Linked DNA regions of Homo sapiens: region 1 is linked to region 2. Evidence: chromatin contacts called from ENCODE POLR2A ChIA-PET data. All regions are on one chromosome and are shown on one strand. Each heading gives the region's core, a stretch centred on a gene start or an enhancer-like site at or near the end of the contact. The rest is flanking DNA. Distances are from core to core; before and after follow the strand shown.

Region 1 (7,264 bases), core at 4,473-6,972, 340 kb after region 2:
GACTCTTTCAGAGACATGAATTTGTTTAGTGCTTAGATATAGTGAGAGCTTTTCCAGAAGATGCAGGCATAGGAAACACAGACCTGAAAGGGATGTGACAGTCCTGACTCTTATGTATTTATTTATTTATTTATTTTGAGATGGAGTCTCCCTCTGTCACCCAGTCTGGAGTGCAGTGGCATGATCTCAGCTCACTGCAACCTCCTCCTCCTGGGTTCAAGTGATTCTCCTGCCTCAGCCTCCTGAGTAGCTGGGATTAGAGGCACTTGCCATCAAACCCAGATAATTTTTGTATTTTTGGTAGAGACAGGGTTTCATCATATTGGCCAGGCTGGTCTCGAACTCCTGACCCCAAGTGATCTGACGCCTTGGCCTCCCAGAATGCTGGGATTACAGACATGAGCCACCACACCCTGCCGACAGTCCTTACTCTTAATCCAGATAAGTCTGAGGCTCAACTCCCACCTTCAAGCGTCTTAACCATTGACTCTCCATCCTGAAGAATTCTTCAAAAGAAGCTGAAACCTCCCTGAGAAGTTCAATTTTATTTTCAGAGAATACTGGCCATTATAGAAGGTCCTTCCTTGTATTAGCCAGAAAATCTATTTGTGCACAGCCTGAGCTATTCCTCCCAGTTCTGTTTTGTGGCCCCAGAACAAGCAGGGTTCATCGTTGTCATGGCAAATTGCTGGCTATCTGAAGTTAGGTATCAGGTGCCTCTAAACTTCTCTTTCTGAGATCAAAGACTTAGACTTTCTTTAGTCATCTTGTGCCATACACTCCCTTGTCCTCTCTTTAGTTCTGTTTTTCTCTGAACAGGTCCCAGAGCCAGGGTTCTGATTCGATTGTCTGCTCAGAAATGAACATGATCTTTGGTTGGCTGTCTGAGTGGCACTCAGTGGCCCAGACATCTCCTGTCTTGTTCTGCTTCCATATTTCCATTAATCTAACTCTGGCTTATATCGAGTGTTTTGGTGTACGTATCTCAAAGCTGACTTAAACTGAATTTGGAATGATTGCAGTCTAACCCAGACAGATACGACTGTTAAAACTACTGAACAGAGGCACTCTGGCTGGAGTCCGAGAGGCAAGCCTCATGGCACAGGCGGCAATGCCAGCTGCTTGCATGCGACAATAGCAACTTCCTCACTTAATCCTCAGCCTCCAAGCTCTATTCCTACCTAACGGCCCAAACAGGCTGGGAGAGGGTGGTCAGATAGAACTTTCTGCGTGAATGGAAATTTTCCCTATCTGTGCTTTCCCATATGGGAGCCACTTGCCACATATGTCTCTGGGACACTAGAAATGAGAAAAATGTGACCGAGACAGTAAAACTTTAAAATCTTTAAAAAATTGTTTTCAATAGCCATCGGTGGTTAGTTGTTAGTGTGTTGGGCAGCGCAGGTATATAAAGCCACTCCATCACCAAAACAGAAGTAGGGGTGGTAGGAATGTTGGAGAAAGACGGGGGGAGAGAGAGAGAGGAAGAGAGAGAGAGAGAGACAGACAGACAATAAGAGAAAAAGAGAAAGAAAAATCAAGTGTTTCTGAGATAATCGGTTGCAGGGCAACTTGTAGAACAAACATTGGAAGAGAAAGAATCTTTCACTCTCCAGTATTATACAGATCTTACTGGCAAATTAGGAAAAGCATCCATGTAAATATTCAAGTAGAATTGGTAAGAAAAATGAGCTCCTGGCCAGGCACAGTGGCTCTTGCCTGTAACCCCGGTATTTTCGGAGGCCATGGCAAGTGGATCACTTGAGGTCAGGAGTTTGAGACCAGCCTGGCTAACATGATGAAATCCCATCCCTACTAAAAATTAAAAAAAAAAAATTAGCTGGCGTGATTGTGCATGCCTGTACTTCCAGCTACTCAGAAGGCTCAGGTGGGAGAATCGCCTGAACCTGGAAGGTGGAGGTTGCAGTGAGCCGAGATTGTACTACTGCACCCCAGCCTGGGCAACAGAGCAAGACTCTGTCTCAAAAAAGAAGGAAAGAAAAAGAGAGAGAGAAAGAGAGAGAGAAAGAAAGAGAGAAACAGAGAAATAGAAAGAAAGAAAAAAGAGAGCAAGAAAGAAATAGAGAAATAGAAAGAGAGAGAAGAAAGAAAGAAAGAAAAAGAAAGAAAAAAAGAAAGAAAGAAAGAAAGAAAGAAAGAAAGAAAGAAAGAAAGAAAGAAAGAAAGAAAGAAAGAGAAAGAAAGAGGAAAAGGAAAGGAAAGGTGGGGGGAGGGGAGGGGAGGGGACAGAAGGGAAGGGAAGGGAAGGGACTCCTAAAATGAGAAAGAAGCTGGAGCTCCCTTCTGATTAAAACACCTGCCCCAGGGCAGAAGCTGTGGCCACCTTGATGCAGGCTGCACCCAGCAAAAGACACCCAGGGGCCTGGAGACAGAGCTGAGCAGTTGGAGGCTTTTGGAGGAACAGGCAGGTGTGTTCCCCTTCCTTGACCTATTTAGGAGACTCCCCTTCCTCTAATGAGGAGAAGGACTAAGGGGAAAGTGTATCTAGGCAGGACTCACTATTTGCCTGGCACTGGGCTGGCTGCTTACAAAGATTCTTCATTTCTATCCTGGAGTAATCGATTATCCCCAATTCACAGATATTGGAATTATTTATCCAAAAGATGAAGAAACAGTGATAACACAACAATAATAATAATTAACATTTAACTATAATTGAATGTATATTATGTGACACACACTAAACACTTCACACCCATATTTATTTTTCACAGAGATATTTTCATTAAGCAGTATTATAATTTTACAGATGAGAATAAGTGGAAACTAATTGTCTCATGGCATGTACATATTACATAGCAGAACCTCAATTTTAACTCAGATTTATTTAACTCTAAACTTAAATTGCATATACGTGTGTGTGTATATATATATATATATATATATATATATATATATATATACGATGCTATCTATAATGTCCATAATATCGGCCTTAATATATCATATATTACATGTATGCATAGAACCACATGTGTATGTATAAATATATACATTTACATATATATTATATGTCTTTAACTGGGGAAAGTTTTTTGGTTGGCAATAATGTTTTCTAAAAGAGAAGCCATCTTTCTGTATAAAAATGTGATGATCAGTAAAATCATGTCCGAGACCTTGAACAGGGTCTGAGCACAGCTGTAGAAAGTGTATTATGTACGTGTACGTGCAGTACTGTACCACATAGCACAGTTTGAGTCCAAGAGGGACGGCATATACAAGAGTGGTTCCATATGATTCTAATACTGTATTTTTACTGTACCTTTTCTATGTCTAGATATGTTTAGACACACACATCCTCACCATTGAGTGACAGTTGCCTGCTGTATTCACTACAGTTGCATGCTGTGCAGGTTTGTAGCCAGGGACAAGAGCCCAGGTAAGGCTGTTGTAGGCTCCTTCTATGGTGTTCCCACAGCAATGAAATCACCTAATGACACATTTTGCAGAACTCATCTCTCCTATCTCTGTTGTCAAGCAATGCATGATGGTATATATTTTTTTCGTTCAGAAATTGGTCGCTAATTAACACATTTTTTTTTTCTTACCAAACTTGAACTCCATAAGATAAAATAGAAAGATGTTTTTCACTTGGTCAGCATCCATTCTTCCATGTTTAACTCTTTTTTTTTTTTTCTTTTGAGATGGAGTCTCACTCTATCACTCAGGCTGTTTAGTGGTGCGATATCGGCTCACTGCAACCTCTGCTTCCTAGATTCAAGTGATTCTCCTGCCTCAGCCTCCCAAGTAGCTGGGATTACAGGGGCCCACCACCATGCCTGGTTAATTTTTAGTAGAGACGAGGTTTTACCATGTTGGCCAGGCTGGTCCCGATCTCCAATGTTTAACTTCTTATTCAGTCTTTGAACTTCCTCTCCAGACAATGGCTATAGCTGACAGTCATCCAGTATGTCACTGCTGGAGTACCGGAATATCAGTGGATGTTCTTGTTTTGCTACTTTAAGTGAGGTCTTAAATACCAAGCCTCAGAATCAGAGATGAAGGAAATTTTAGAGACTCGACCTAATTCCATAATTTAGAGACGAGGAGGCTGAAGTCCTTTAGTGTGAAATGATTTACTAGACCTCAATAGCTCATATGGTGAGGGTAGGATTTTATGATATAATTAATTTTCTAGCTGTTGGTGCAGATTCTTATATAATTTATGGTTGATTTTCATTTCCTGGTACAATTTTATTTTCTTCCTCTGTACAAAAAAAATTTAAAGAAAAATACTTTGTGGATAATAATAATACAATTTTTGTAAAAACAGGAAACTTAAATGTGACACTCTTTGCAAGGATGGAGTAAACAGGAAGTGAATAAAGTGAGTTGCAATTTGAATTACAAAAATCTCTCATCTTTGGTCACTAATGTACAGTTCAGAGCCAACATTCTTCGCTACCAATGAAAAGCTGTAATAATCATGGTGAACATAGCCTCTGTGATTTGTTGAGCACTTATTCTGTGAACATCTGTGCATCTGTTTGCTAGGCTGTTGTAACAAGGCACCAGAGATTGGGCGACTGAAACAACAGAAATCTATTTCCTGACAATGCTAGAAGCTGGAAGTCTGAGATCGAGGTGTCGGCAGGGTTGTGTCCTCCTGAGGCCTCTCTCCTTGGCTTACAGACAGCCATACTCTCCCTATATCTTCGGGTCATCTTCCCTCCACGTGTGTCTGATATCCTGATCTCTTCTTCTTACTAGGATACCAGCCATGTTGCATTAAGGCCCACCCCATCGCCCTGATTTTACCTTAATTACCTCTTTAAAGACGGTATCTCCAAATACAGTCACTTTGTGAGGTCCTGATGACCTCCTTCAACCCAGGAATTTGGGGAGGACACAGTTCAACCCATAATAGGCTATATATATCTAGCATGTATAATTTTTATGATAGAGCAGGGAGAAATGTAATGTCCTCATTTTACAGAAATATGAATTCAGAGAGATTAGTGACATGCTCAAGAGCAAACATTCTTTTGAATGAAGTGAGGTTTATGTATTATATTGTCACCCTTAGGTTTCCAAATCCTTACTTTTTCCACTATATCTGCAACACCACCTTTCTGACTGGAAAGAAAAGAGGCAGGGATTATATCACAGTGGCTTAGGCCTGTAATCCCAGAACTAGGAGGCTGAGATGGGTGGATCACCTGAGGCCAGGAGTTCGAGACCAGCCTGACCAACATAGTGAAACCCTGTCTCTACTAAAAACACAAAATTAGCCAGGTATGCATGCCTGTAATCCCAGCTACTTGGGAGGCTGAGGTAGGAGGATCACTTGAACCCGGGAGGCGGAGGTTGCAGTGAGCCGAGATTGCACCACTGCACTCCAGCCTGGGCAACAAGAGTGAAACTCCATCTGAAAAAGAAGAAAAAAAAAAAGGAGTGCTCTCAGTGGACTTTATCTGATCCTTTTAAGTGAGAACCATCATTTAAGGGATGTTCCCATACTCCCCACAACCTCAGGAGCAGATACCCCTCTAGTTAGAAGTAGAACTCTGGAAACTTTGTATGTATTTTAGTTTTCCAAATACATGTGTTTGGAGTTAGTAGTAAACCCTTGCAGTGTGTGTGGTGAGTGTGTTTGTGTTGGTGGGTGTATAGTGTTGTCTGTGTGAGTCTCCCTGCAAATCAGTGGCTGTGTGGATAAGTCAAAGCGGTCTCCTCCCTCATGCCGTGGGAGAGGCAACTAATGACCTCATGACGACTTCCAATCCTGTTTTGTGTCAAAGCCTTTAGGATCTAGCCAGTGACTGCTACATAGAAGGCAGTCTAGAGATTTGGCCAGAATCGCAGCAAAACCCAGGCCAAGAGTGTGGAGAGGGAGCAAGCCCACTCGAGCTGTGGCCCTGCCTTGCTTATGAAGTGACCTCAGATCACTGCTGCTCTCTGGTCCTCCACTTCCTAATGTGTAATTAAGGAAGTCACACAGTGCAACCTCTATCTTTAAGATCTAAAAAATTTGAGTTTTCTTGTGATGAACAGCATTCCAATCCCACTTACACAGAAAAAAAAAAAAAAAGCTCTGGCTTTAAAAATAAAACATCCAAAAAATTAAGACTAGAAAGATGATATTTAAGAGTAGTATTTTATTACTTTGAAAACATCTGGTATGAATTTGAAATTTCATTTTAAAATTTTTAATAGATTCCTCATTCTGTTTCTAGAAAATAGGTTAAAGTGAGTTGTTATGAAACCATGTTTCTAATTTTTATTTCAGATTCTATATTTCAACTAAAGCTCGCACTTGGGTGAAATCTTTCAACATATCTTTTGTTTAAGAAAAGTCAGAACAAGAATTTCCAAGGTACTGCTTATTTATTATAGAAAACTTAGAAAATATAGAGAAATGTACAGAAGAAAACAAATTCTCTCAAAATCTCAATTCATAGAGATACATACAAGGCATTTTTTAATGTATGTAATTTGTAATTTGTGTGTGTATGTGTGTAACAGGGTCTCATTCTGTCCCCCAAGCTGTAGTGCGGTGACGTGATCACGACTCACTGCAGCCTTGACCTCCTGGGCTTAGGTGATCCTCCCATCTCAGCCTCCTGAATAGCTGCAACTACAGGCATGAGCCACCATGCCAGGTTAATTTTGTATTTTTTGTAGAGATGGGGTTTCGTTATGTTGTCCACGCTGGTCTCGAACTCCTGGGCTCAAGTCATCCATCCACCTTGGCCTCCCAAGTTACAGGGATTACAGGCATGAGCCTCTGTGCCTAGCCATGATGTATGTAATTTGTAAGGTGAGATAACTGTCTTGTTGTTTTGCTTTGTCATCTATGTTTATATTGTTCTCTGTAAATCCTCCACTGGAAAAGTTTTTCCATCCAGACCTGAGTCTCATGAGCTACGGCTAAGATGTAATCACTCCCAAAGAAACATGCACTCTCAACAACATTTTTGACATACTTGATTGTTTACCATTGCTTTGCATGGAGGGGAATGAAATGGACCTTTTAGAATCAACTTGCCCAACAGTGGATCTAGGCCAGGCTGAGAAGAGGGTGCCAAGGCTGACATTTGAGTCTAGACAATGATGTCTCTCAAAATGCATTTTGCCCTGTGATTTTCCCCCAGCTCCTTAGTTTTCTAGCATAATTGATGGCCTTTGTGGGCCATAATCCAAAACCACTACACACAGGAAAAGGGCTGTCAAGCAGCAATAGTATAATAATTCATGCGTTATTATTACCATTTAGAGAAAACACCTATGCAGAATTGCAAGT
Region 2 (7,512 bases), core at 2,493-4,992:
ATTGCACCGTTTTTATTCATTTAAAAATGTTGAAAGAGGATTAAAAATAAGAATAAAAAACTCTCAGCCTAGAACATGCTATTTGCCAATGAGATTTTCTTTTTATTTTATTTTTAAAGATCAACACCACTTACTTTCCCAAGCTTATTTTGAAAGTTGACTTAACAGAAATAATAAGAGGCTTAAAATTTACAATTTCCTTTACCTAGAAATTCCATAAACAATCTAAAAGGCAAACAGAAAATTTGAGGAAAGTTTCCAACATATATGATAGGAAAAAGTTAACATTCTTAGACTATAAATGACTGACATTATTTGAAAAGGCACACACTTCAATAGCATAATGGGCAAAGAATATAAACAAGTAATTTAGAAAAAAAACCGTATGGCCATAAAAAAAGAAAAAATATATATATGTATATATATATATATATATGAAATTATTTAGCCTCAATAGCATTCAAAGAACTATAACATACCAGATACTATTTTCACCCATCAAAAGTCAAATATTAAAAATAAGTTATAGTATCCAATGTTGTCCCACATATGAGGAAGTAAACAGCCTCCTACACTATTGGTGGAAAACAAATTAATACAACCTTTTTGTAAACTAATTTGCTTATTCCTATTAAAAACCTTTAAAATAAGTACATCCTTTTGTCCAATAAGTTTACTTGGAAAGATTTATTATAATAATTATAGCTATACTCAAAGATTTAACTTAAATATGTTCATTGTTTATATCTGATCAAATATTTGTACAATCTGGTGACCAGAATAATACATAGTATAACCCCATTTTTGTGGAAACAAATATTTATATGTACAGTTGACCCTTGAACAACATGGGTTTGAACTACTCTAGTCCACTTGTGTGTGGATTTTCCAATGAATATATTGAAAACTTTTTTGGAGATTGTAACAATTTGAAAAACCTTACAGATGAGCTGCTTAGCCTAGAAATCCTGAAAAAATTAAGAAAAAGGTATGCCATGAATACATAAACTATATGTAGATACTAGTCTTATTTATATGTTAATCAGCTGTTCATGCTATCAGTAAGGCTTCCTGTCAGGAGTCAGCTATCAGTAGTTAAATTTTAGGGGAGTCAAAAGTCATATGTGAATTGTATTCGTCCGTTTTCACCCTGCTGATAAAGACATACTTGAGACTGGGAAGAAAAAGAGGTTTAATTGGACTTACAGTTTCATGTGGCTGGGGAGGCCTCAGAATCACAACGGGAGGTGAAAGGCACTTCTTACTTGGTGCTGGCAAGAGAAGATGAGAGAGAAGCAAAAGCAGAAACCCCTGATAAGCCCATCAGATCTCATGAGACTTATTCACTATCATGAGGACAGTATGGGGGAAACCACCCCAATGATTTAAATTATGTCCCACCAGGATACAATTCAAAATGAGATTTCGGTGGGGACACAGCCAAACCCTACATGAATATTTAACTGTGCGAGAGGTCAGTGCCTATAACGCTTGCATTGTTCAAGGGTCAACTGTATATAATATATAGTTAAAAAAATACATAAAAGTATACACAGCAAAGAGGTTACTCTGGAGTGGCAGAATTTTATATTATTTTAATTTTTTCTCTGTTAATCTATGTGGACTATTTTTCCTTTAATAATCATGTGCTATGCCCTTAGATGTATTTATTATGTGAAAAAAGATAGTTATTCCTTTATTACTAAAAATAAATGCTTCTAGAATAAATAAGTAAAAGTAATATAATTATTTGGTACAGATTTTTAATAAAATGGTGTTAAAGAATAAAAATTCTTACATATGCAAGGAAGAATCAGAATGTGTATAACAAAAAAGCAATAGTCTTCATGTGTGATTATGAATTGTGAGATGTTTATTTTCTTCTTGTTCTCATCCACACTGTCTAATTTCTCTGTAAGAATGTTGATTACTTTCTAAGAAAACATAGTTTAATTGGCACCTTGGGGTTGTGGTGAAACAGGCATCCTGATGCCAGTATAATTGGCTACAGCCTTTCTTAAAAACAATTTTCAAATTCCTTTCACTATCCTTAAAAGATGACAGTGTTTTACATAGTGATTCCATTCCTGTTGATCTATCTTAAGGATATAATCAGAATATTGACTCAAGACTGTTGTTTTTCCAGAATTCTTTCAAATTGAAAAAAAAAATTTAAAAAGAAAAGAATATCTAAATAAATAAAGTATATCAATATAATGAACTATTGTGCAATCATTAGAATGATTTCTAAGTGTTTTTTACATAGTAACTTGTTATTGAACATTTAGTTTGAGTCATACGTTATATCAAAAGTTTCACCATGCATGAGTTCATTTGATTCTCTCAACAAACCTGTGAATTAATATTGTGACCATGATTAGTCACATGAGAAAACTGAGGATAAGAGAAAACTATAAGACTCTTATGTGACAAAATGTCTAAACAGAGTAACTATTTGAATCCAGCCCCTATGGATTTTGCTACTACTATCTGGAAATGATAAAGCAAAATCAGACACTACCAGTGATTTAATGCTAAGAGGAAAAAAAGTCATCACCTAAATTGTATCCTATTAAAATAGACATATAGGCATAGGAAGAAATAGAGCAAAACATTCATAGACACAATATGGGCATGGCAAGTTTTCAAATAATTTTTATTTTTTTAAAATTTTGTTCCTTTCTGTGTTTCTCAAATGTACTACAATGCACATGTATTATAAGAAGAAAAAAATAGACCGGGCACGGTGGCTCATGCCTGTAATCCCAGCACTTTGGGAGGCCGAGGTGGGCAGATCACGAGGTCAGGAGATGGAGACCATCCTGGCTAACACGGTGAAACCCTGCCTCTACTAAAAATACAAAAAATTAGCCGGGCGTGGCGGCGGATGCCTGTAGTCCCAGCTCCTCGGGAGGCTGAGGCAGGAGAATGGAGTGAACCCGGGAGGCAGAGCTTGCAGTGAGCCTAGATCGTGCCACTGCACTCCAACCTGGGTGACAGAGCAAGACTCCATCTCAAAGAAAAAAAAAAAAAAAGAAGAAGAAAAAAATAAGGTAGCTGTAAGTAACCAAAAAAATACATTTTCAAACGGGGGTTATTCTCATGTTTGGCATGTGTCATATAAACACTAAACAGTGCTAGAATAATGGGTAACTTGACTTTATACACACTGTGCTTTATCATAATTCTGCAGAAAATGATACAAAATATATCACTTGACTTAGAATATGAAGGTCAATATATTTTGTAATTAGGTATTTGACAAATGCTTTCCTGTAAGAGCTCCTCGCTTTATAAATATGGACTCACTGATATCGATGATAAAATAAATATCAAAGTTTGTCATCCACAGGGGAAGGATGTTGAGATAAGATTTTCGTTTCACCCTTTACCCACTCATATGGTATGAGAGGAACCCCAGCAGAGCAGGAAGTTCAGGTAACATTACTCAGCATTACTCAGTCTCTTCTGAGCTGTTTCTTTCTCACTTGCTGTCTTACATCCTTCAGATATTACTTTTTACAAGACTTCAAACACTAATAAAATGATACACATTAGTAAAAGAGAAAAATCCATTATATAACCCTTCAGAATAGACTAAAGGAGCAGAGTCCATAAAAGCTGAATCATCCCATTGTGTAGGTCCCTACCAAAAACACTTGACTTATCAGCTGAGCCAGGAAACCTCATCTTCAGTACACATGAGATATCAGTAGCTGTTTCACAGGTTGGTCATCAAGGGAGGCATTTAGGTAAAGATTCGCATTCTGACTTTATCACTCACTAACTGGAGAATTGCAGCAAGTTACTCAAGCCCTTAATACCTCTGTTTTCTCAGTATTAGGAATGCAGAGTAATGTCTATTACATAGGGCAGTTGTGAAATTTGGGCAAGAGAGTGTGTGTTAAATCCAGAGGCTGACACATAATTAAGTATTCAACTCAGTCAGCGAATGTGTTTACTAAGTGCCAAGTCACCCACTGAAATCAAACCTGTCCGTGGTGCCACAGATACAGCTGTAAGAATGCAGCCAAAACCCTGTCCTCCGCCAGCTCATATTTTAGTGATCCTTATTGTACAGGTCTTGAATTTGACCAATCAGCAGACATAGTGGTTTTTGTTATAATAAAATCTAGATTAAACATATTTATTGGATAATTTTTAAATCTTCAGAAAAAGATTCACAAAATAATATTTTATATTGCAATGTATATTTTTACTTGATTGGTAAAATTAAGATCTTTAATCCACTTTTCTTTCTTTTTTTTTTTTTTTTGAGATGGAGTCTCACTCTGTTGCCCCAGGTGCCCCAGGCTGGACTGCAGTGGCACGACCTCGGCTCACTGCAAGCTCCACCTCCCCGGTTCAGGTCATTCTCCTGCCTCAGCCTCCCGAGTAGCTGGGACTATAGGCACCCAACAACACACCTAGCTAATTTTTTGTATTTTTAGTAGAAACAGGGTTTCCCCGTGTCAGTCAGGTTGGTCTCGATCTCCTGACCTTGCGATCTGCCCACGTCGGCCTCCCAAAGTGCTGGGATTACAGGTGTGAGCCACTGTGCCCGGCTAATCCACTTTTCAGAAAGACTTTTTTGATAGTTAATTTTATGTCAACTTGACTGGGCAAAGGGATGCCCAGATAGCTGGTAAAAGTCCATTCCCAGGTGTGTTTTTGGAAGAGATTTGCATTTCATTTGACTTGATGGGATTGATTTTTGAATTGGTGAATGGAGGTAAAGAAGACCCACCCTCGCCAATGTGGGCATAATCCAGTTCTTTTGTAACCTCCCAGCGGGTTCACCTTGTTCGCTGCTTAGACAGAACCGATTTATCAAGACAGGGGAAATGCAATGGAGAAAGAGTAGTTCACACAGAGCCAGCTGTGTGGAAGCTGGAGTTTTATTATTACTCAAATCAGTCTCCCCGAACATTTGGAGATCAGAGTTTTTGAAGATAATTTGGTGGGTGGGGAGGGGCAGTGAGTTGGGGAGTGCTGATTGGTTGGGTTGGAGATGAAATCATGGAGCATCACTGTCTTCTTGGGCTGAGTTAGCTCCTGGGTGGGGGTCACAAGATCAGATGGGCCAGTTTATCCATCTGTGTGGTGCCAGCTGCTTCATCAAGTGCAGGGTCTACAAAACATCTCAAGCACGGATTTTAGAAGCAGTTTAAAGAGGTTCAGAATCTCGTAGCCTCCAGCTGCATGACTCCTAAACCGTAATTACTAATCTTGTGGCTAATGTTAGTAGCCTAGTTCCCAGGCAAGAAGGAGGTTTGTTTTGGGAAAGGGCTGTTATTGTCTTTGTTTTAAACTGTAAACTATGAACTAAGTTTCTCCCAAAGTTAGTTCAGCCTATGACAAGAATGAACAAGGACAGCTTGGAGGTTAGAGGCAAGATGAAATTGGTTAAGTTGGATCTTTTTCACTGTCTCAGTCATAATTTTGCAAAGGCAGTTTCACTTTCAGAGCCCAAACAGTACAAAAAATGTAGCGGAAGGGTGAATTTTCTTTCTGTGTTGTAGCCAGGACATCCATCTTCTCCTGCCCTCACGTTGGGAGCTTCTGGTTCTTAGGTCTTCAGATTTGAACTTGGGACTTGGGACTGAGCCACACCACCAGCATTCCTGGCTCTGCAGCTTGCAGACAGCAGATTGTGAGACTTCTAGGTCCTCATAATCTCAGCAGCCACTTCCGTTAATCTCTATATATACATATACATATACATGTGTGTGTTCATGTATGTGTGTGTGTGTAGTCCATGTATGTGTGCGTGTGTGTATAGTAACACTTTTGTTACTCCATTTAACCTTGATTACATAACATTCACAAGCAAGTGTTTAAATACAATTCTTTTTTAATTTGAATTGTTTGGTATTTTGTGGGCCTTTTGGTTTAAAGGCTCATATTATTTAGCTTTAAACAATATTCTTGTTTCATTTATTTTATAATTTCTGTTTTTCCAAGTTTATTTTGCTCTAACTCCTGCTATTTTTTTGCCTTCAAGTTTCATATATACATTTTTTGTCATATATATGCATGTGTGTGTGTGTGTCCTTGAAGACAAGAAATATATACATATGGACCTTGAAGACAAGGACTACACACACACACACACACACATGCACACACACATGCACACATGCATGCACATTTTATGTATTTGCATCTATACATGCATAGAGAGCATATATATGTATATGTGTATATATACGTGTGTGTGTATATATGTGTGTGTTTATATGCGTGTGTGTGTCCTTGAAGACAAGCAATGCAGTTGTTGTTTACATGTCCTGTGCCTATCACAATGCATGGGATATGATATGCTTTCAGTAAAGCTTGCTGAACAAATGCATGAATGAATGGGTTAGCAAAAATATTTTAACCTGCCTAAAAGAAACCATAAAATTTATAATTTTTTAAAGCAAGACTGTCATGTATATATCAACAGATAAATGAAAATTTGTTAGAGAAAAAAGAAAAAGCCCAGAATGAGAATATTATGTTCTCTTTATCCAAACTAACTCCTGTAGATGTGAAACTTGGAGAGAAAATAAACAGGATCATTTGCTTAGGATTTCTCTTCTAAGAGCTCTAAATATTGGAAACACACTGAGTAGCAATATTGCATCCAAATCTGTTGGTTAACAAATTAAAAATGTATAAAATAACAAACATCTTCCTTAGGGTAGGCCCATAAAAAATAGATTTACTAAATGAAAGAAGTAGTGTTTCAAAATAATTTCTATCACTAATTTGAAGGTTTTGCTTTATTGCATTTTTTGTTCAATACTGCTAAAGCAATTCTTATCATTTTTTCAGTGATTCTCAATTTTGAACACTTTTGTTACTCTGATTTAACCTTCATTATGTAACATTCCCAATCAAGTGTTCAAATGCAATTCTTTTTTTTTTTTTTTTTTGAGATGGAGTTTTGCTCTGTCGCCCAGGCTGGAGTGCAGTGGCACGATCTCGGCTCACTGCAAGCTCCGCCTCCTGGGTTCATGCCATTCTCCTGCCTCAGCCTCCCGAGTAGCTGGGACTACAGGTGCCCACCACCACGCCCAGCTAATTTTTTGTATTTGTTTTGTTTTGTTTTGTTTTTTTAGTAGAGACAGGGTTTCACTGTGTTAGCCAGGGTGGTCTCGATATCCTGACCTCATGATCTGCCCACCTCGGCCTCCCAAAATGCTGAGATTACAGGTGTGAGCCACCACACCCGGCTGCAATTCTTTTTTTAATTTGAATTGTTTGGTATTTTATGAGCCTTTTAGTTTAAAGGCTTATATTCTTTAGCTTTGAACAATATTCTTGATTTATTTCTTTTATAATTTCTGTTTTTCCAAGTTTCTTTTGCTGTAACTCCTGTTGTGTGTTTTTTTTTTTAATTAAGCTTTCCTGGAATCGTTATCTATATATTTTACTTTTCCCTATTTTTTCTGTATCTTTGTATTTTTCTCAATTAACTACTAGAATAATGTAAGTTAGTATTTGACATTTTGAAATCTTACCATC

Evidence for each region. ChIA-PET counts read pairs that join two places held with the same protein, here RNA polymerase II (POLR2A).
Region 1: POLR2A ChIA-PET joins it to region 2 with 14 read pairs in BJ. The contact joins two enhancer-like sites. POLR2A ChIA-PET finds 5 or more read pairs at or near these places in 2 of 52 experiments (BJ and activated naive CD8-positive, alpha-beta T cell).

Annotation. Positions count from the first base shown.
Region 1 is chr10:4,076,039-4,083,302 of GRCh38, forward strand. It overlaps LOC107984195 (a long non-coding RNA gene), which reads left to right. Exons shown (of 10, transcript NR_176060.1): 5 at 3,299-3,400; 6 at 4,295-4,348; 7 at 6,251-6,337; 8 at 6,646-6,781; 9 at 7,238-7,264. Among named protein-coding and RNA genes, the nearest start is that of MIR6078, 89 kb to the left of the region's middle. Within about 2 kb of position 5,723, at least 8 of the 41 ENCODE cell types and tissues checked have a DNase peak (open chromatin) inside an H3K27ac peak, as active enhancers do.
Region 2 is chr10:3,736,814-3,744,325 of GRCh38, forward strand. All of the region lies in intron 1 of LOC105376360 (a long non-coding RNA gene), which reads left to right. Among named protein-coding and RNA genes, the nearest start is that of KLF6, 45 kb to the right of the region's middle. RefSeq lists enhancers at 2,757-3,956, 5,530-5,669. Within about 2 kb of position 3,743, at least 6 of the 41 ENCODE cell types and tissues checked have a DNase peak (open chromatin) inside an H3K27ac peak, as active enhancers do.